Linked DNA regions of Mus musculus: region 1 is linked to region 2. A link is a loop called in an ENCODE intact Hi-C map of the cell type or tissue named here. Cell type or tissue: heart. All regions are shown on one strand. Links, peaks and the distances in the headings refer to the core of each region. The heading gives the core; the rest is flanking DNA. Region 1 holds the start of Gm36440 (a long non-coding RNA gene). Region 2 overlaps Otogl (otogelin-like).

Region 1 (17,134 bases), core at 5,591-10,590, 590 kb after region 2:
CCAAGACCCAGTTCTTAGCACAGAGATTTATTTGCCCCAGAGGCACAGAGGGAGGGAGTAAGAGACAAAGACAGGAAATAGAAAACTAGCGAGAACTAGGGAGAAGAGGCAGGGGTATTTGTCCCGGAGTCACAAAGGACTGCCTCTGGCCAGAGAGGAGACAGACATGGCCCATAGGCAAGTGACAGTTGATAAAGGCAAAAGAGGAAACCCCCTGTTAGGATGAGGTATTTGATTTTAATTGGGCATGTTAATTAGGTGAGCTTTTGATTGGTAGACTTCAATACTTGAATAGCTGGACCTTGGTAGTCAGCCTCAGGAGGAGAAAGTGGCCAAATAAGGGAATAGACCTTGGTGGCTAGCTTCAGGACTGTCTGTCATCTAACAGTTTTTAGAAAGGCAGAGGAAATGGGCAGAAGGTCAAGGGCTGTCAGAACCAGGTTTGCCATGTTTGGGCTGGCTAGAGTCCCTTCATGGTATGGAGTGCCCTAGCCCACGGTCCTGTACCCGTGCACTAAGTACATCCAACCCGGTCTTTCCTAAGAGTGGATCCCTTCTTCCTCCTCTGTCCCTCTTACTGTTCATGCTTAAAGTCTCTGGCTCAGCTGTGCAGCATGGCATTCTGTTCTTTTTTTTTTTTTTTTTTTTTTTTGAGACAGGGTTTCTCTGTATAGCCCTGGCTGTCCTGGAACTCACTTTGTAGACCAGGCTGGCCTCGAACTCAGAAATCCACCTGCCTCTGCCTCCCGAGTGCTGGGATTAAAGGCGTGCGCCACCACGCCCGGCGGCATTCTGTTCTAATATGACACTAATGACATGAGGGAGAATAACCTTGTTTTATTGAGTACCACTTTACCTTAGTCCCCCTTTCAAAAGATATAATTCAGTTGTTTTTTTTTTTTTTTTTTTTTTGTATATTGAGAAGGTTGTGCAGTCATCAAATATAATTTCAGAATACTTTTTATCAAAGCCCAAATCTCTCATATCCTTTGACAACCCTTGCTTGTTACTCTTCTCCCAACTATATAATAACTCTTGATCTACTTTTATCTGTGCTTTCTTACCTTGCCTACGCATTAATATAAAGAGAATCATACATTATTTGTGAATCTGCCTGTTGTAGGGTTCTTTAGAGTCACAGAATTTATGGAATATGTCTATATTTTAAAGGAATTTATTGTAATGACTTATAATCTGTAGTCCAAGGAACCCAACAATGAACAGCTGTGCCTTCAGGCCCTACTTGGGCCCGATCATGGGACCTCTTCCATTTGATAAAAGACTGCTGCTGTGCACATCCTACTTTATGACTTGGTGGGTCAACACCTAGCTCATGATGGGCAGTACAGTTTGCATGGTAATTTGGTATCTTATTGTCAAACATTCAGTTTTCACTAAGGCCCACTAGCAGGCCAAGAGTTGTTTTTCAAAGGGAGAATAGTTGTCTGCATATGATAGTAGAGCTTTGCTCCAAAATCCCAAAAGTCTCTTCTGTGAGTCACCTACAGGGGCCTGCCAGAGGCTCCAAACAGCATCTCTATCAGCCACAGACACCTCAAGTACCATCGGGTCTGCTGGATCATATGGTCCAAGTGGTAGAGCAGCCTGCACACCAGCCTGGACTTGTTGAAGAGCCTTCTCCTGTTCCAGACCTCACACAAAGCTAACAGCTTTCTGAGTCACTTGGTAAAAGGCCTAAGTAACACACCCAAAAGAGGGATGTGTTGTCTCCAGAATCCATATAGACCCACTAAACGTTGTGCTTCTTTCTTGGTAGTGAGCGGGGCCAGGTACGATAATTTATCTTTCACCTTATAAGGAATATCTGAATATGCCCCACACCACTGGACTCCAAAGAATTTCACTGAGGTAGATGGTCCTTGAATTTTGGTTGGATTTATTTCCCATCCTTTGTTATGCATATGTGTTACCAATGAATCCAGAGTGGTGCTGTCTCCTGATCACTTGATCCAATCAGCATAATGTCATCAATAAACATAGTGCACCAATGTGATATTTTGTGGAAGAGACAGATGATCAAGATCCCTTCTAGGCCGGGCGTGGTGGCGCATGCCTTTAATCCCAGCACTTGGGAGGCAGAGGCAGACAGATTTCTGAGTTTGAGGCTAGCCTGGTCTACAGAGTGAGTTCCAGGACAGCCAGAGCTATATAGAGAAACCCTGTCTCAAAAAAACCAAAACAAAACAAAACAAAACAACAACAAAAAAGATCCCTTCTAACTAAGTTATGACACAGGGCAGGAGAGTTAATATATCCTTGAGGAAAAACTGTGAAGGTATACTGTTGGCCTTGCCAGCTGAAAGCTTCTGGTGGTCCTTATGGACAGGTACTGAGAAGAAGGCATTTGCCAGATCAATAGCTGCATACCAGGTGCCAGGAGCTGTCTTAATTTGCTCAAGTAAGGAAACTACATCTGGTACAGCAGCTGCCATCGGAGTTATTACCTGATTTAGTTTTTGATCGTCAACTGTCTTTTGTTTGTCTGTTTCTTTGGGTTTTTTGTTTGTTTGTTTTTGTTTTGTTTTGTTTTGTTTTTGAGACAGGGTTTCTCTGTATAGCCCTGGCTGTCCTGGAACTCACTTTGTAGACCAGGCTGGCTTTGAACTCAGAAATCTGCCTGCCTCTGCCTTCCGAGTGCTGGGATTAAAGGCGTGCGCCACCACGCCCAGCTCAATAGTCAACTGTCATTCTCCATCTGTCTTCTTCACTGGCCAGATAGGAGACTTAAAGGGAGATGTGGTGGGAACCACCACCCTTGCATCTTTCAAGTCCTTGATAGTGGCAGTAATTTCTGCAACTCCTCCAGGAATACGATACTGTTTTTGAGTCACTATTTTCTTTGGCAGAGGCAACTCTAAAGGCTTCCATTTGGCCTTTCCAACCATAATAGCCCTCACTTCACTAGTCAGAAGAAAGCCAACATGAGAATTCTGCCAACCTCTAAATCTATCCCAGTTATACATTCTGGAACTGGGGAAATGACCACAGGATGTGTTCCCCCAAACTGGACCTACGAGGTATTGGACATCAGCCAAAACTCCATTAATCACCTGGCTTCCATAGGCCTCTATTTTGAGGGCCACAATGTTTTTTGGGATCTCAATTCAGAACCAGTAGCCAATAGACCCCTGAAAGTCTGATTATTTCCTTCCCCCAATAGACAGTCACCCTTGTAAAACGACGTAGGTCCCTCTGTGGAAGAACTGGAGAAAGGCTAACAGCAAAACTTTTAGGTGTCAAAATCCTTCCTCAGGGAAACCTGGCCACCCCTTCATTCAAGGGGCTCTGGGTCTGCAAACTGGCTCAAGTCTGGAAATTGATTCACTGGCCGAGATTGCCTTTTGCCATGATCCAATGTAGCCTTTCTTTCCTTTGTTTGAGAATTTTTCTGCGTATACAGATCAAATAGATATGCAGTCGACTTCTTATCTATTTCATGCCTGGAAACACTTCAATAGATTAGCCAGTCCAAAGGTCCGTACATGCCATTATAAATTTCACCTCTCTTGTGCTGACCATTACGGGCTAGGTCACCATAAACGTTTTTGTCTATGCTGCCCATTATAACAACTATGATTACCTTGTTTCTGGTAATTCAATACTGCCACCTGGCTCTTGCTATCTTGGGGCCCAATTAAACCCATTGCATTTAATTCCACTGAGCAGCGGCATCTCCAACACGAAAGTCTGGCACAAGGAAAAGGGCAAGAACAAAACTCTTCAATTGTGCTGGTGCCCCAGTCACCTGTTTGCGTCTTATCGGGCTGGTGAAGGGCATCTTCTGGACCTTCCCATTGTGGAGGATTAGGCTTTACATGGCGTATCTACTCTAGCATTGCATTTTCCCTGAGCCTTAAAATCCCCTCATCGACACTAAGCCAAGGAATACCAGGTCTTACCAGCTCCTCTTCAGTAGGCCATCTTTTGATAAATGCTTCAGTCAACCATTCAAACAAACTTCTGACACCTTTTAAAACTGTGTGAGCTTCCATATTAAATCCAGAATCTCCTTTCAGAGGGCCCATGTCAATAAACTCAGCCTGCTCTAGTTTTATGTTCCTTCCACCATTATCCCACACCCTTACAATCCATTCCCACACATATTCCCCAGACTTCTGCTTGAATGAATTAGCAAACTCATTAGGCTCCTTAGTAGTACAGCAAATTTCCTCATGGACTACACTTTCTACCTCCCCTCTAGGGGCCTGCTTGGCCTTGAGTCTGGTTATAGGTCTGGAAGAAACTATTGGTGGGCCTTGAGGAACATCAGTATTGTCTTGTCTGGCATTTTCCTCTGAGAAAGTCACTGCTGGTTTATCAGACAATGAAGGATTAATTTATTAATTTTCTCATGTAAAAAAGGTATTATTTCAAGGGGTGGGGCTGAGGGGAACAATTTCCTCCGGTGGGGTAAACCCTTGAGAATCTGAGGATTCAAAGTTCTCAGCTTCAATAGGGTCTTCCCACATGTCCCCATCTCAAGTTATAGGATCCCATTAATTCTTTGCCAATTAATGCCCTTCCTTTAACTGCTGTCATTCTCTGCGGCTGAGACTTGACTTTTTGCTGTAATTCAACCAACCTTATAACAAGGGCTTCTGTTTGATTTTCTGCAACATGAGCTCTATGGCTGCTGGAGAGAAGATTCCCTTCAAGGGCACACTTAAAAACCTTTAGAGTGTTTATGTGCATCTGGGGCCAATACATTCTTATCATATAGCTCATTCTCTTCCTTTATCAAGTTGTCCAGAGATACTAAGAGCAACAAGCCAGCAAAATCATTTCTCTCTCTCTCTCTCTTTCTTCTTTTGGCTTTTCGACATAATCATTTATCTTATTTTCCCCCAAATTATAGAAAACTTCTTATACTGGGTCACCTAATTCATTACCAGTCACAATTGATTGATCAAGATCATCAAAGGTATTTGCTTCTTTAAGTTTGAAATACAGTTCTCACCACGGTCCCTCCATACTCTCTGAGCTCCCAGGAGCAAGAGTAGCTGGAGAAGTTTCAGTAGCTAAAGGTGCTGGAAAGTTATTAAACCAACTCCAGAATCTTAAAAGATTCATCTTTAGATTTCTGCTTCTCTAGAACCAATCCTGGTACCCACTTCTTAGTCAGGGTTCTCTAGAGTCACAGAACTTATGGAATGCCTCTCTCTATTAAGGGAATTTATTGTAATGACTTACAGTCTGCAGTCCAACTAACGCAACAATGGGCAGCTGTGAATGGGAAGTCCAAGAATCCAGTAGTGGCTCAGTCCCATGAGGCTAGTTGTTTCAGCTGGTCTTCTGTAGAAGTAGGTTCCAACAGATGTGCTGGCATGTAAGCGCAAGCAGTCGAAGAAGAGTGAACATTGCTTCTTCCAGAGTCCTTATGTAGGCCACCGGCAGAAGGTGTGGCACAGAGTAAGGTGTGTACCACCACGCCTGGATCTGGGACTTGCTTTGTCCCAGGCTGACCTTGAACTCTGAGATCTCCTTGCCTTAGTCTCCTGGGATTAAAGGCATGCACTACCTTGTCTGGGTCTAAACTTTTCATGGTCACAGTGCCTCAAGATCTCCATGCCAAGATCCAGGTCAGAAACTTGTGTCTTCCAGCCTCAAGGTCTGGTTCATAGGTGTGCCCTCCATTTCTGGATTGTAGTTCACTCCAGATGTAGTCAAGGTGTCAACCAGGAATAGCCAGCGCACTGCGACTTTTTCACTAGGCATGTTCTTGGGTTAACCCATGCCACCATACATAAGAAGCACATTTTTCTTTATCAGTTGGTAGGTAGTACTTTGGGGTTACTTCAACGTTGGGGCTGAGAAACATTTCTTTGAATAGCCATGCACTAGTTACTAGATAATAGTCATGCTCTGGTTCTCGTAGGCATTCATTTATGGGTGGGATTGCTATATGGTGACTCTATAGCTTTCTGAGGAATTTCCTGACATTTTACCTCAGTAGATCAGGAAGGGTTCTCAGTTGTTTTCCAACTTCACCAATACCTTCCTTTTTTCCTTCCTTCCTTCCTTCCTTCCTTCCTTCCTTCCTTCCTTCCTTCCTCCCTTCCTTCTTCCCTTCCTCCCTTCCTACCTCCTTCTCCTCTGTGCATGTGAAATCACCATTACTCAAGTTTTTGTTGGTGGTGTGTTTCCTTGTACTGGGAAGAACACAGCCTGGCTTTCTTTTGCTATGCTAGATTCTAATCATTATTAAACTCGGATGCCAGAGGCATGCTCAGCAAATACCTGCAGAGTGAGCTTGGAGACCCAAGAAGATGTTCCTTGTTATTTCCCTTCTCTAAGCCCCGGAACGACAGGGGCTGGCAGCTGCCAACCCACACATCCACGAGAGTACCACGGGATTGTAATAACTACACTGTCCCATCCCGGGGTATTTAGTAGTCTCACCTGGGAAGCTCCCTGCACGGAGACCAGCAGGATTTCTCATATAACCAGCATGGAATGAGAAGGAAGAGTCTCAAGTCAGCTGGCAGTCTAAGTGGTGTTGGGGTGGGAAGGGGGAGGGGGCTTTCTGTTCTAAATGCGTCTTCTAAGAGCCCGTGAACACTGCCTAATGAGAAAGCCATTCGTTCTGCCTGAAAGTAGCGGAGAAACAACAACAACAACAAAAAGCAAAACAAAAGTTCCTTTACTGGAAACAGATGGGCCACATCAATTATACATTCAGGAGAACACAGAAGAGGCCAAGTTGTCATGTACCCGAAACAACTCTATTTAGCCAAGTTCCTACCGGGAGTTCACGGACCGTTGAGAATCTCTTGCCCGGTTCTGTTTTTATTTTTCCCAGTGTGCCAGGTCTTGGGTTTGTAAGGTGATGGGAGAGAGGAGAGGTGGTTGTTTCTTGATTTCCTGGGGCGCACCATCCTGTAGATAAAACATCTGTAAAAGAAAAAGACTCATGGATGATGTCTTGCTGACAGTGCCTCAGAGGTCAGGAGCAGGTGAACGAGGGTGGAGTCTCCACCTCCGCCCTTTGTCAACATTTTACCTCAGGTTTTGCTGCGTCAGGAGTAATCTTTCAGAGCCTCCTAATGGCACACACTTCCATCTTTGTTTTTCTGTTCTCTCTCCCTCTCCCTCCTCTTCTCTCTCCTCCCTCTCCTTTCCCCCCTCCCTCCCTCCCTCTCCCTCTCTCTCTCCTCCCTTTTCTCCTCCTGCCCCCCCTTCCCCCAAGTGCAGTGCAGCCCTGGAAGACCTCTCCACAATTGTAGGATTTCAGCTAGGAATCCATTGTTTATCCCATCTTCTCCCTCATGAGGAAGGTTTGCTGAGTTACAGTCCCCGTCTGACTTCAGTAAGCACTGCCTCTGTTGGTCATTTTCCCTTTAGAAACATAGTATATATGTTCATGACCCTGGGAGGGTCCTGGATCTCCTGTCCTTGGAAAAGAGATGCCTTTGGGGCAGTTTTGGGACAGCACCCCTGACCTTGTGTGAAGGAGGTTAAATGTTATTATATAGCAGGGAAAACAGAAAAGATAGAAAAAAAAAATAACATACTTATCATTGTCCAAATATGGCCTTCTTGAACTCTCGGGGCTATTTCAACACTGTGGGGAAATTCCAGAAATCTCTGCCTACAAATATTTCCCTCACCTTATCTGCCTTTGCTGAGAAACCAAAGATAAGCTTGGTATCAGTAAATACGAGTGTCTGAAGAAGAACAGCTCCAGCTCCGGGGGCCCAGAGTGCTGTGCCCAGCCCTGTATCCTTGTCAAGCCCCTTTCAGCTTTACCTAGTCTTCAGCCACATGTTAGCCTCCAGTGGTTTTTCACGTTCTGGTGAACCCCCATCCATAAAATTACTTTTGTTGTTTCATAATCTAATTTTGCTACTGTTATGAATCCTAATGTAAATATTTTTGGAGATAGAGCTTTGTCAAGGGGGTCGCGACCCACAGGCTGAGACAGCTACCCTAGTGCTTAAGGCTGGGTGGTGAGATGCTGGCTTGCTTTCTACGCGGAGGTGCAAGATCCCTGAGCCCTAAGCTGAACTACTTGGAAAAGAAATTCTGCCCGTGGAACGCACGGCTTTTATCTTTGCTTTTCTTGGTCCACTGAGTCACTGAGATAGACTCAGCAGACCCCAGTTTATACTCATAGTGCCAAGACAAACATCCGTGGCTCTCCGTCCCTCTGTTTGTGTACATGACTAATCTTACAGATTTCGCCCAGCTGAGCTCCTCTGCTTTTGACCAAAGCGTACACTGAGAACTTGACTATAGAAATAAAAACAGAATCATGTACAGCCAAGCTGCCCTAGAACACTTAACGTGCCTTTTCTTGGCAAAGTTCTTTTAACTCTTCCGGATAGCGTTTTGAGAGGCATTCCAAAACTCGGGCAGAGTTCGAGTTTCAGCTCTGATTGTGGTATGTTATAAAATTAGGCAAGATTGTAGGTTACCAGGAATTTGGACCTGCGTGATTCGCGGGTTTACTGGGATGTGAGTCTGGGTGTATCCAGCCTGGGTTGTTTATTTACGCAGAGAATTGAAGGAAGAGTTCAGAAACATCCTGTTACAGGATGTGCGGATGGGCCAGCCTGAGTTTGAAGAGAGAGGAAATCTGGAGAGACTCGTATCAGCACTGCCCTCTAGTGGCTGTGTGCAGTTTTAATGAATTAAAAAAAAAACCCTTCCAGTTCTCCCATTTACCTTAGCAAGCTTCCAGATCGTGTATGGGGAAAGACAAAGGGACAGGAAGGTTGACAGAGTAGCAGGGAACAAGGAAAGTTAGTAAGGATTGTTCAGCACAGGGAATCTGAAGAGATTCAGTGAGCCTACTCCACGCACAGGACACACAGGCAGGCAGGCAGGCAGGCATACATGCCTGCGTTCATGTGTGCGCACGCGCGCTCCGCCCCCCCCCCCCCCAAGTTATTCTAGCTAAAAATCTTTATTCAGGATGGACTTAAGGGCTTTCAGCTTCCTTCCAGCTCTTTCCATGCTTAGGTGAGTCACTGCGGCCTGAGCATAGGAGCCCGGGTTGCTGGTTAGACCAGGATCGTTTATTGAACTTTCTAACCCTCCTCTGCGTTGCCTTTAGGGCTTTCTCCTGTCCTTGCACTCAGCTCCCCACGGAAGAGCTAGTGGTCCAGTCCCTCAGGTGCCTGAGGAGCGGCCAGGGTTAGAGTTGCCTCAGCCCTTAGGGAATGTCAGGAATGCTGAGACTGTCTGGCGCTGCTGCTTCTCAGACCCCCGGGGGAAAGGAAGTTTTGGATCAGAGCTGTGGAAGGAGCAATCTTTACCTCTGACCACAGTTACCTAAAGATGTGGCACTGACCCTTCTACCCAAGTGTCGGTTGCCGGAAATCCCCTTGTCTGTTCGTCTGGAAGCAGAGGTCTCTGGGAAAGGCTGCATAGCAAACTATAGATGTGTGAAATTATTTGACATTTCATTCCTTATCCTGAGATTTCAGAGTCTGAATGAAAATGGGCATCTTCTTATGTCATGCATTGGGGCTCAAATGTTGCATGCTCTATCTGGTTTGCTAAGCCAAAGAACTTTTGCTAACTGTTTTTTTTTTTTTAATAGAAAGGGAAGAAAAAAAAAAAAAAGCCAGGGACTGGCTCCCAAGTGTCACCACACAACAGTTGTTCTGACTCTCCGTCCCCAGTCTGAATTTGGCTACATTTGTGTCTGCGTTTAACTCACACAAGTATAAGGACAGCCGTCAGAGGAGCCAGAAACTACATCGAGAGCGCAACTGCTTTCGCAACAGCCTTTGTGACAACTAGAGTCGCTCAAGAGAATGATTTCTTTTCTGAGATGGACTCTGGGGCTCCACCCTTCTCAACTCAGCCGTTGTTCTACAATATATCTGGCCTTCGATGGAGACTTACCGTAACCTTCAAACACCACAACCTTATCACAGCTGCCACCCTGTCCCTTCTGTTGCTTCCCTGGAAACCTCTGTGGAGGGGCACTTCTCCTTGTGTTCAGGAAGTGCAAACATTAACATAAGAGCAGTTTAGTGAGGATATTTGCTTGCATCTGGGTACAAACATGAAAGGGTTCCCCCCCCCCCCGTAATTGTTACTAAGTGTACTCTGTCAAAATTCTCTGCCTGCCACTTGCCATAAGCCTCCTTAGTGGCACCTCAGCTCAGTGCCCTGGATCCCGAAAGTCTTAAGGCTGGCAGTATTCATTTTCAATGTCTAAAGTCAGTTGCTTTCAAAGTCTCTGCCTCCTCCTTCAAAGAGGTAGAGGTGATAATCCTTAGTATTAGCACCCCCCCCCACTTACTCCCCAGCCCAACCCCGACAACACTTGCTATAGGATCTGAAGGCTCTTCCTTGCCCTAGAGAGGCTGCTGTGTTCTCTGTAGGGCGTAGCTGCTTATTTGACCAGTGTTGACTACGTGGCTCTGTTTCTTTGGAGTTTTACATAGAAAATCTCATGTCTCTGGCTTTTCCCCCTCTCCAGACAGGGTTTCCCTGTGTAACCCTGGCTGTCCTGGAACTCGGCTCTGTAGACCAGGCTGGCCTCGAATTCCAGAGATCTGCCTGCCTTGGTTTCCCGAGTGCTGGGATTAAAGGCGTGTGCCCCCTGAGCCGGTTCATGTGCTGGCTCTTAGGAGGACTATACCACATATCCTTGGGGATGCTGAGTCCCCGAGGTGCGGTGATCTGCTTCGCGCCACGATACGTGCTTAATTGAGAAGCTTGTTGACTTAAACCCAGCTACCTTCTAGCCTTCTTTGTAGTTGATAAGAGCTATAAGAAACCCTTTGGTTTTTGCTACTCCAGAGAGTATCCAGTCTGGACAGCTGGCACATCCTCTGCACGTTAGCTTGTCTCTCCGGCTCCTCCTTCTGGCTCTCGAGGACCATGTGCTGGCTCAGTTCAGAGATGGTGACTCTTTCCTCTCCAAGTCACTCTTCACTCCACAGCTTGGTGTTGACAGTGGCGAGTCACATCTCTATCACGGCCTCGTCCTGTGGAGGCCTAGCCCAGTTCTCTCCAAGCAAGAAGGGACTTTGGCAGGGACTCCGGCTACTCTGTAAATTGCATCATTTGTTTTCTCGAAAGTTTTTCATCAAACAACTGCGTCTACAGAAAGGTTGACTTCCTGCAATCCCCGTTCCTCAGATCTGCGGAGTTCTTTAAACATGGACTGTAATGCAGAGTTTTATGTTGTTCTTAGTGATACTCAGTATACAGTATATTAAAGTGGAGGTAACCCAACAGTAGTAAGTGTCTATTCAGGGGAAACTAGACCCCCTCCAGATCAAAGGGACGCCAACTCTCTGGCTGTGGTAGAGACCAGATAGTTCAGTTGGGTCAGGTCACCACTGCTCTTCTAAAAAAGGCAGGACCACCCCAGGAAGGTAGACTCACCTCAAGTCATTCTTAAAACAAAAACAAAAACAAAAACAAAAACAAAAAAAACAGAAGGAGGTAGAATAATTATCCCTTTAAAGGCTACTATTCTTTTCTTTTCCTTCCCAGAATTCCTGCTCCCTAGTTCGGTCCCGGCCAACTTTGGGCCTGTCCATCTTTCTCTAAGATGCAACTTTTCTGCTTTCTCTCCCCAGTTTTTATTTGGGATGTTGGTCAGAGCCTAAATCTGTTTCTTCTGGTCCATTGGGGTATAAGAGGAATGTCTCGTCTTCCTATGGCCTTTAAAGTCCCTATTGTTCAGTGGCTCTCTTCATTCTCTCTTTTCCTATCTGGGTCTTCGTCTTCCACTGTTGGAATAGAGCCTACCTTTCTACAGTACTTCCCTCCTTTCTGGGGAGGCAGAGGAGGAGAGGGAACATCCCTTCCTAGCATCTCCTTCAAAGGAGATTGTGCGAACATTCTAATAGCGCTGGCTTTTGTGTCCTATTGATCTAGTTAGACTGGTATGTCCATCTGAAGATCAGACATCAGTGAGGGAACTGGGGCCTCATGGATGCTACGGCATCTTATGGAAGTTACTAAGGAGACTGTGATCATGGACACAACAGCCCACTTCCTCTCTGGGAGCATGGTTTGTCACATTCTGCGATATTCTCTTGTACTTGATAAAAGTCTGCTATTTGTATGCTTTACCTCAGATCTCCTAGCCTTGTGTGAGATCCAGTGAAGGAACTAATAACAGACCACTCACAAATTCATTTAAATACATGTAATTTAGTGCTAAATTTAGATCCTTGAATTCGTCTATGGCAATTGATTCAATAGGAGTAAAGGTCATTATGTCAGAGTTGATTGGAACACATTTCTGTTCACTACTGTGGCCATGGCCTTTGCTGTCCCTTTAGCTCTCCAAATCACAAGCCTCCAGCTATAGAGGCTGACCACTCTTCCCTGATGCAGTTATATCTGGCCTCTCATTAAGCCAAAGGGCTTCTCTATCCCCCTGTTGTCTCGGGGACATTACTGTCTTGCTTTCTCGTGGGTGTTTTGATCTGCACTGCAGTGGACACTTGAAGGCCACACTCTCGTACCTTTCTGCCGGCAAAGCATCGTCATTTGAACAGCCCCGGTCAGGCATTTCTGGTTAGAATTGTGTGTTAGAACCAACATAAAGGAATCGCTAAGTGAAGAGGGAGGCCATGTTGAAATAACTAGGACATGAAACTCAGGTAATGAGGGACAGTATTGAATGGCTAAGCAGGTACAGAATATCTGTATCTAACAATTATGAAAAGAACATGTTGACATTATTTATGATGGAGTTTTGAAAAATAATTCAGATATATAGGCTTAAAGGGATATAGACTAGACAATATAGAATCTAGACACTAAAGATCCGTATGTTCCTGGTAGCATGGTGAACTAATTCGAATGCCATGCTTGGCCCTTGTCTTCTTTTGTGGGTGTAAACTTACAGAACCTATTACAAGGACAGTTTGGGGGGAGCAGGTTTGTACCATGGAACCCACATCCCTGGCTGCTACAGACAATGCTAAGATGTGGATCCTTGACTTAGGCAAAACTAGTCAGAAAATTCCTTTTCGATTACCTTAAAGTTGCAAAGCTGTGGTAGCTGGATCCCAGGTTCTGTGTGGGAATTTGTTCCAGTTGGGTTTGGTTTTGTCCGGCAGAAAGCAGACAGGGAAATAAGTAGGCAAGAGGGGGACTGAGTTTTCTGTCATCTAAGGCTTGAAAGATGAGCTGTTTATCACTCTCAGGGCCTCAGGCCCTTCTCTGTCATTTCCACAGGAGTACGAGGAAACTGACTTTTAGGGCAAGGGGTAGCGAGGAGGCAGTCTTGATTTGTGTAGCATTTGCTTAATTCCTATGGTGAAAATTTTTTTCCTACCATGAACAGTTTCAAGCCACAAGGATTTCACAAGGAGCTTGCAGAAATTCCGAACCATTGAACGGTCTGCTGTCTCCAGCACGCAGGAGCCCATTCTGCCTCCCAGTTCCAGCTTCAGGAGGGCCACCCTCCATCCAGACATCAGGGTTGCGTTTCAGCAAACAGCAAGGAAGAATCAGAAGCAAAGGGTATCTTTTGTTCTCGTTTCCAGTGAACTCCCTCTGTGAGCCCTCACTGGCCAAACTTACGTACATGACACGGAGGTGAGAAATGTCTTTATTTTGGGGGCTGCCGTTTTCCGCCTTAAAAATTTAGATGTCTTGTTGTTTTTTATAAAGCAGAAGAAAATGCATCTGGTGAAAAGCTAGCAGTCCCTCTCTCACAGCAAACTCCAATTTAAATGGCAAAGAAGGCAGTTGTGTATGTGTGTGTGTGTGTGTGTGTGGGGGGGGGGGTTTGAATGAATCTCCAGGAGGGCAAGGCAACTCCTGGAGATAGCAGAAGATATGGTTGTTGGCTATTATTTAATTTTACTGTGATAACAACAGCCGTTTTCTTCCTCTCGGGAGCGCAGATCACCTGGAGGACCAAGGATGTACGCAGGCAAATGGGAATCAAATGTCCCTTGCTGCAGATGAAGCAGCTTTGGAGAGTGGCCACCTTTCAGTAACGAGAGCATTAGTAACTTCAGCTCAGATATGAAACAAACCATCTGCTTGAAGATGAACTTGCAACATCGCCAGCCTGCCCACATTCCCTTCCCCATTTTGCTCCGATAAAGGCGTTGTCTTCTTTTGAAGGTTCCCCTTACAAGTCTCCCAAAATGGAAGAAGCTGCACTAAACACAAATAGCCTCTCTCAAACACACCCACTAGGTGAGTGAGACAGACTGAAGACAAATGGGACAAACGTCATGTTAGTTGAAACACATTGGAACTTGGCAAGTAAGAGTTACTATCTGATATGTAAGTCCCTCCCACCCTGTGAGGTTTAATCAGCCAACCATTGGCTTACATGGAATTCCTCTAATCCTTATCATCACGTGCAATTACTGAAATGAATACCAGGTTTTAGAAATGCTACAACAGTTCCTGACAGAATGATAATCAACGGCTATACCGTATGGGTCAGATCCGAGATAGAATAGGCGTTCCTAAGACTATGCTTAAGGAAGAGTTGGAGCAGATAGGATTTTCACACAATGGTCAAACATGAGGCTGTTCGTGAAGCCAAGGCAAGCTCTCTGACGGGATGCGAGCACGGAGAGCATTTTACTCCCGGCTATGTCATGGATCCTGCAAGAATGGGTTACATGGACATGATGTGGTGGCGGAATTGAATACCGCAAACCTCGTGCCTAAATATCTGTTGGACGGCACTGGGAAACCAGGCAGGCGCGGTTTACCTGGGAGTAAGGCGTGGATAACCCCACCAGAGTAGTATTTAGTTCACAGAGCAGGGCATTTGAAGCTATTGAAAAATATATACTATTTTTCACAGATTATTCAGGAAGAAGTATTACCCCCTAAAATTTTCATATGCATGGCCTAACAGATCCCCTTTTCTGTTTAATCCGGTTAAGCTAAGGAGCCCTGACTAATACACCTGACTAATAGGGCGCAGGGAAGAATTCCTCAGGCTTGTGGGTGTGTTAGAAAGACTTGCTAAACTGCAGGTTGCTGGCCTCTCCTCCACAGCGCGTGATGTGGTAAGGCAGGGTCCAACGCTACCGAAACTGCAGTCACTTGTTATGCATGAGCGAATGAGTAAATAGACTCGGAGTGAATCCTTTAGTTCATAAAATAAGAGATCACGTCTGATGGTCTAGGGTTGTAATTGTTGCTTTGTGAGAGGCTGAGGCAGGAGGATCACGAGTTTCCGTCTCTTCTGACCTACCCAGTGAATTCAAGGTCAGTCGTGGCTACATGGTGAGACCCTGGACAAAGTTAGGACTGGGAGATGTAGCCCAGTGATTACGACGCATGCGCGAGGTCCTCAGCTCGCTTCCTAGCCCTTCAAAAGAGACAGAAATGAAACAAAATCATGACATAAACCACGAGATGGGACGATCTCTGGGATTTGTTTGTTTCTATGAGTCTAAACTACAAAATGTTCTACTTATATAGTTTGCATTTCTTAATTTGTTATGTGTATGTACGTGGGGCTGGGACACACAGGCCACGGTATACGTGTGGGCTTAAGAAGAAACCTCACAGTTCTCTCCAAACTCAGCTCCGCACCCTTGGTAGGGAGCATCTTGATTCTCCGAGCCATCTTGCTGGCCACTACTTATGTATATTTTTCCTATTCAAATAAACACTGTGGTGTTTACTGAGAGTCTGTTTATCCTTTTAAATGGATGATTTTACAGGGCGGGACTTCTGTCAGCATATAGGTGGGAAGCTGAAGATGTAAAATTAGGCCTACTTTCGTGAAGGGAGAATTTCTTAAACAGGGTTTGTCCACAGTCCCATACTCAATAAAACCAGAGAGAGAGAGAGAGAGAGAGAGAGAGAGAGAGAGAGAGAGAGAGAGAAGCTAATCCAAAAATTATCCACATGTCTTTAAAAGGCAGAAAGAAAAGGGATGAGGCGTTTTTTTTGTTGTTGTTTGTTTTTTGTTTTTTTCCTAAAGAAAAAGTGTGGTTGGCCCAGCCCCAGAAACTCTGGAGTCTGTTTACCCAAATCGTTAGAAATTTTCAGCCTCAAGAAAATATTTACTCAACTCATACTTACCCAAAGCAGCAAGCTAGATGGCAGGCCCAGGGAGTCAAGGCTGGTGGAACCACAGGTTGGGGGCAGGGCAATTGTGAGCATTGCAGGCTCAGCAAAGGCCTGCTTCTTCTAATTGACCTCTGTACTGTTGGCGGAGGGAAAGCAGGTCCAGGCAGAAACAGCTGCTGGCAGCCTTGAAGAGAACTCTGCCCAGATTTGGGGGATTTCCTGAATTTCATTTTGAGTGATTTGATATTATTTGCACACATTTCTGTCTAAAACTATTATATTGCAAATTGCTTTGTAGTGGGCTGAGTCTTTTTTTGGGGCTTTTTTTGTTTGTTTGTTTTTTGAGACAGGGTTTCTCTGTATAGCCCTGGCTGTCCTGGAACTCACTCTGTAGACCAGGCTGGCCTCAACTCAGAAATTCGCCTGCCTCTGCCTCCCAAGTGCTGGGATTAAAGGTGTGCGCCACTATGCCCGGCTCTTTTTTTTTTTTTTTTTGGTGGGCTGAGTCCTATTCATCATTGTAATCCACACAGTGAATACCTGCCTGTCATAGACTCAGTTCTTATTTTTGTTCTAGGACTGAGCACTGAGCACTGTAACAGTTCATAATATCGAAGGTAGAAGTTTCTGGGAGAGAAAGTTGGGCACATTAATGTCCACACTGCTAAAATTCATCTTTTATTCGATCCTACCTCACACATTTTTTTCTAAAATTTATTTATCATATATAAGTACACTGTAGCTGTCTTCAGACACACCAGAAGAGGGCATCGGATCTTATTACAGATGGTTGTGAGCCACCATGTGGTTGCTGGGATTTGAACTCAGGACCTCTGGAAGAGCAGTCAGTGCCTTTAACTGCTGAGCCATCTCTCCAGCCCCTACCTCACACATTTTGATCTACTGCTTACCATGGTTTGACCATGTCTGCCGATAAATTCTTATTTATTTGTGAAACGGGAGATCAGTCAGTTGTACTAACCCTGCCTTTTAGGTACTTGTACTTACGTTCCTGAAGGGAAAATTAATTGTTTACACATCATCTGTGGACTATGACCTACCCAAGGAAAGAGTCTACAGTGTGACATTTTGAAACGAATTTGCATCCACAGCGTGGGCCAAGCCGGCA
Region 2 (5,000 bases), core at 1-5,000:
ATGTCAATGACAACCATTGCATCAATAGAATACATATATATGTATATATATATGATGGTAAATACACACACATGTATAAGGTTATATATTTATTAAAATAACCAAATAAAATTATTTATATACATACATATATATATATATATATACACAAACAATTTTGGAGAAATCCCAACCTTACCTTAAAATGTGTTTTTTCTTCAATTTGGTGCATGACTCTAGTTATATTGCACAATGCTAAATTAGCCTAGTTAAAATAGTTACATCAATCTACCAATTCAAAGTTAGCTACCAACTCAAAGTTAACTAACAACTGTTCTCAATAAAGATTTTGGCTATTCTTTGTGAAGAGTATTTTTTAATTACTTCTAAGAGTGTGTGTGTGTGTGTGTGTGTGTGTGTGTGTGTGTGTGTGTGTGTGATGTGCACACCTGGGCCTATGTGTATCATGATATGAATATGGAGGTCAGAGGAAAATTTGATATTATCAACAAGCTCCTTCCACCTTTATGTAGGTTCAAGAAATCCAATTCAGGTCATTAGGCTGACAGGTAAATTCTATTAACCAGCTCACATTACCTAGTGACCCCAAGGATATTTTTAAGAGACTTTAATTGTCCTCTAAATCATGAATGATTGTACTGTCAAGAAAGGGGAACTCACCCTGCAGCACAAACGCAGCCACTGATGCAAGGCGAGGATGGAGCACAGGTGAAGTTCATGGCCAGGTTTGCGCACGTCGTCTCGCAGTTTATACCACCAGCTGGTAACGCAGGGTCAGGAAACCTGCAGTCAAAATATTCCTTCCCTTCTGGGCAGGCGTGGACTTCAGATACAAGCATGGATAACACGGCTTTAACTTTGTATTTGGCCCAAAGTCTTATGCACAAATCATCCGAACAAAACCCACTGACCAGATCGCTATAGTGAAAGAATGCTCTCTGTGATCCCCGAGTTTATGAGCTCATCAGCACGACCTAGCCAGAGTCTGTTCCATCTCAAAATTCCCAAAAGCTGTTTCAAACCTGAAAACCTTAGCCATCCTTCCCCCACAATTCACTAAATAACTAGCATATACTTTCTTGAAGTCAACAAGATGAATTCAAACACACCAATTTTAATGACTGAAAGCTGCAATACGCATTTAAGCATTTACAAAGCCATAATAAATGCATGTTACTTCTTCACCTTGCCTTGCCTCTGAGTCATTATTTTCATCAACCTCTACTACACTGTAGAGTAGTACAGAGGCCCCTGTTAGGAGGCATGACCGGGGTCCAGGGGGTATCTGTTTCCCAGAAGTCTTTGGGGCTGTCAGGGATCAAATAAGACACTTGGGTGAGACCACAGGAATGGATTCGTGAGGGCTCCGTTGAGAAAGCAGGCTACCTAGTAATCCCTGCTTTAACTGTGAGCTACCCTGAACTACAAGGGGCATAAGTGAGGATTTCCAGTCGCTATTGTGTTAGCTTTGAGGCCCAGTCACATGACCTGCCCAGACTGACCTAAATCCTGATAAAGTAAATGTGTAATTCAAAAAGTATTTTATTGCTTTATTTTGTGTTTTAAGGGACGGGGTCTCACTGTCAAGCCTCGGTTGGTCTGTAAGTCCTCCCTCTGGTTTAGCCTCTTTAATGAGTATAGAGACACACCACCATGCTCAGCTCAAAGCTGATTTCTAACCACATACATTTAAATAGCTAACAGAACCATAATATCCCTATCTAACAGAATGACAGCCATGTGTCCATAAGTTATTCATCTGACAAAAATACAGATTTATGCGACCCTCTAATTTGTAGACCTTCAGGCTACATACTCTAGTGGAAAGTGGAAAGTTACAGTCTAAGAGAAATAGCAATGGATATATTTTATAAACCCTTTGTTTTTATTTTCCATTTTTATAACTGAGTCTTACACAAGCCAGGTTTGCTTCTAATGCTGCATAGCTGAATCTGTCCTTGAGGCCTGGATGGCTTTGCCCCCTGCTTTCTCAGTGCTGGGTTACAGGAGAGTGCCACCACACTCTTGTTGTATGCTATTTTCCATTTGTTGCATGTAACCCTAGAAGCTTGCTCCCCAGACACATCCCAGGACCTAGAAACACTGGCATTGCCTTGGTCATTGGTAGGTATTCAGAATCTCTGGGGTGGCTTCGCATTCAAAATCAAATCATAAGTCTTAACAAGATCTCCAGTTCGTTGTGTGGATATTAAAAGCTGAGGCGTGTTGGCCTAGGATAGAATTTTCTGCTTTCTGATCCACGACTACGTTACAACCAGCATCCAGGCTATACCCCTAAAGCCTTTCAGGTACCTGAGGTGGTGCTGGGGTAGACAATATAAAAGCTACATGCTTGACTGACCATCAGTGTCTCTAAGCCGCCTTAAATACTTACTTTCCACGGTCCCACAAATATTATTAGTGATGTGAAAAAAAAGTCGGGAATCATTGGAACGTGGTTCTGAATGCATGATACTACAATGTTCCCGTGCTTGGATAAGGAGGTGCATAAGAGCCTTCTGTCAGAAGAGTCAGGGGCAGTGTTTGAGATGCATGCTGCTCGGGAAAAGCTTTTTCTGGAACTCACCAGTAGAGGGTGTTGCTAGCTCATCACATTTCACAGTCCCATTTGAACACTGGCTAGAAGTAAAGAAATAGTTAGTTTATAGACCAAAATCTTGAGTTTTATACGAATAAATCATTCCCTTCAGTCCACATCCAAGACAGCTATCTAATTTTGACACATTTTATCAAACACCTCCATGTGAGGGGCCTTGTTAGAGACAGGAGGATTAAAAGCTCCATGGTATTGTTACTAGCCTGACCCAAATGCTTATATTCTAAGAACAGGAGAATATACAATTAATTCAAACAACATCACATTTTCAACACAAAAATATATCTAAGATCTAAAAAAAAAAAAATTTAAAAAACTACTAAAATTCTGTTCATAACGACCCTTGGAAATATCCCGGCACAGATTTCCCTTCAGCTTTAGAGCAGACCATGTGTTCTATGTTTGAAAAATGAAGAAACCAACATATCAAGAGGTACATCACATGAAAACTACACACATGCATCTCTAAGCAACAGAATGTCACTCAGAGCTGTGTTAGCCCATACTGCCAACGTCATAAAGGAAGTGAGACAGCCAGGTCTACATATTATACTTCTTCCAGGTTGGGGACAGGGATGCAAATAAGGTCATTATGCTAAATATTTTTGGTTTGGGCTCTAATGAAGGATGGATTTTATTTTACTATGTTTAAATAAATAATGTTAAGGATATTGAATTCAAAACAGGTTCTTCCAACACTTGGAAGGAGACTACAGACAAGGAGACTAATAAGCAATGGTTTTGCTATGGTTTATCCAGTCCCAGACATGTGCTAAGGATTGGTCCCCACTGTGATACTGTCAAAAGGTGGGACTTTAAGAGCTGCAGCTTAAGGCACAAAGTGATTTGGTACCAGAGAAACCACTTCTGAAAAAGATGAATATGTTTATAACCTAAAGTGAATCTCTCAGAACTGAGCAGGTTACAAGGGTGGGTTAGTGTGAGAAGATTTGGCTTCCTTGACTCTTTGTTCCCTGTGGACCCAACACTCTTGTGCCCCCATAACTATGAGCTAAGTAAACCTTTATAAGATGGCCAGCCTCTGGTATTTTGTTATAGCAGTGTAAAGGAAAGATAATTTTTAGAGAGGGGCAGGGAAGAGGAGGTGAGTGTCACTGTTAAGGCAGCAGGACAGGAAGGGAAAAATGGATTTGATGTACATGAAGAAAATAAAACCAAGTTAAATCAAGGGTTGCTACGAATTTTCAAGATGGGAGTGTTGAGCATGAGAAAGGAGTCGGAATGATTCTCAGAATTCTGGCTTGGGAAACTGTAGATAGTCATATATTCTACACAGGAAAGGATGCAGTTGTTTCTTTGTGTTTTAATCAGGGGGTGGTGGGGAAAAGATGGAATTAATTATAAAGGCAAGTTGATTTGTGAATGATAGCTTGCTGTTAGTTTAAAATGAACTGCGAAGCAAGGTCTGCGACTGAGTGAGCACTGCCAAGCCGGGTGCCTGGGCACAAATCCCAGCCCCATTATCGGGCTGCTTAACTACATGTGCCTCACTCTGCTCGTGTATAAACTGGAGTAAGATGGCAGGATCTATCTCTTGCAGTTATACTCATGAGGGCTTAATTAATAATGTGTACAGCATGCTCAGAACAGTGCCAGGTTAGTAGAAACCATGCAATCCTGTCTCGCTGTCATTGTCTACCCAAGGGGATCCGCTGTGAGCCCCTGCAGTGCAACTAGAAGGAGGATCCTGAGAGACAGGTGTGGATAAATGGGTAGCATGCAGACGTGACTGCATTTTTGGCAGACAGGACATAACTACAGTGAATGGTAGTCTGTGAGTGTGGTTGGACACTGTTTGATATCCATCATGAGGAGTGACTCCTATGTGGCTTATGGTTCAGACCTATGCCAGAATTGATTTTTCTTTTTTTGAGCTGTGTAGATGAGCCATTAACCTATAAGACCTCAGGATGTAGCTTGAATGCCTACCTATTCTTAACATCTACTAACAAAAGCTTATTGTAAAGGGCTTTTGTTTAACTTCATGGTGATTAAATTTAGAAATCTATTCTGCAAGCACCAGTACATGCCTTAGACATTCCATATTCTAATGTGATATACATATATATATATGGGTATACATATATATGTATAGTTAATATATTCTTTAACACACCTACCATAAGCCTGAGGGGGTTGGAATGAGCTCCCCTGGCTGGTAAATGCTCCCCCTATAATGACACCGGCAGTGATATCTGTAAGGGAAAAGGTGAAGTAAATAATATAAGATATAATTTTTTCCCAACACAAACAAAATGACTGTTGACTCTTCGCTCTGCAATTGGCCACTATAGACTTTCACCACTCTATGGGACTGCACAAAGCTATGTTGTGCAAACGACAGACAACTAACTAGACATAG

The links. A loop is a pair of places that touch in the nucleus more often than their neighbours do. Peaks named below come from ENCODE experiments on the same cell type or tissue, not always from the same donor. Only the 100,000 strongest peaks of a DNase experiment are listed, where the experiment ranks them.
Region 1: a loop joins it to region 2, with 3 times the contacts of the local background. A loop is called at or near these places in 10 of 42 quality-filtered maps.

What each region holds. Positions count from the first base shown.
Region 1 is chr10:108,437,678-108,454,811 of GRCm38, forward strand. It overlaps Gm36283 (predicted gene, 36283), which reads left to right. Exons shown (of 3, transcript NR_155870.1): 2 at 13,292-13,545; 3 at 13,857-13,939. Gm36440 (a long non-coding RNA gene) reads right to left here and starts at 7,129. Exons shown (of 2, transcript XR_380772.2): 1 at 7,022-7,129; 2 at 6,641-6,912. In heart, for the core only: a CTCF peak has its summit at 8,623 (motif pointing left); DNase peaks (open chromatin) are centred at 6,964, 8,124, 8,524, 9,154 and 1 weaker place; H3K4me3 peaks cover 2,499 bases; H3K27ac peaks cover 4,443 bases.
Region 2 is chr10:107,856,308-107,861,307 of GRCm38, forward strand. Otogl (otogelin-like) reads right to left here. Exons shown (of 58, transcript NM_001177567.2): 21 at 4,759-4,833; 22 at 2,588-2,640; 23 at 661-823. Among named protein-coding and RNA genes, the nearest start is that of Otogl, 54 kb to the right of the region's middle. In heart, for the core only: a CTCF peak has its summit at 2,592 (motif pointing right); no DNase peak of the experiment used is centred there.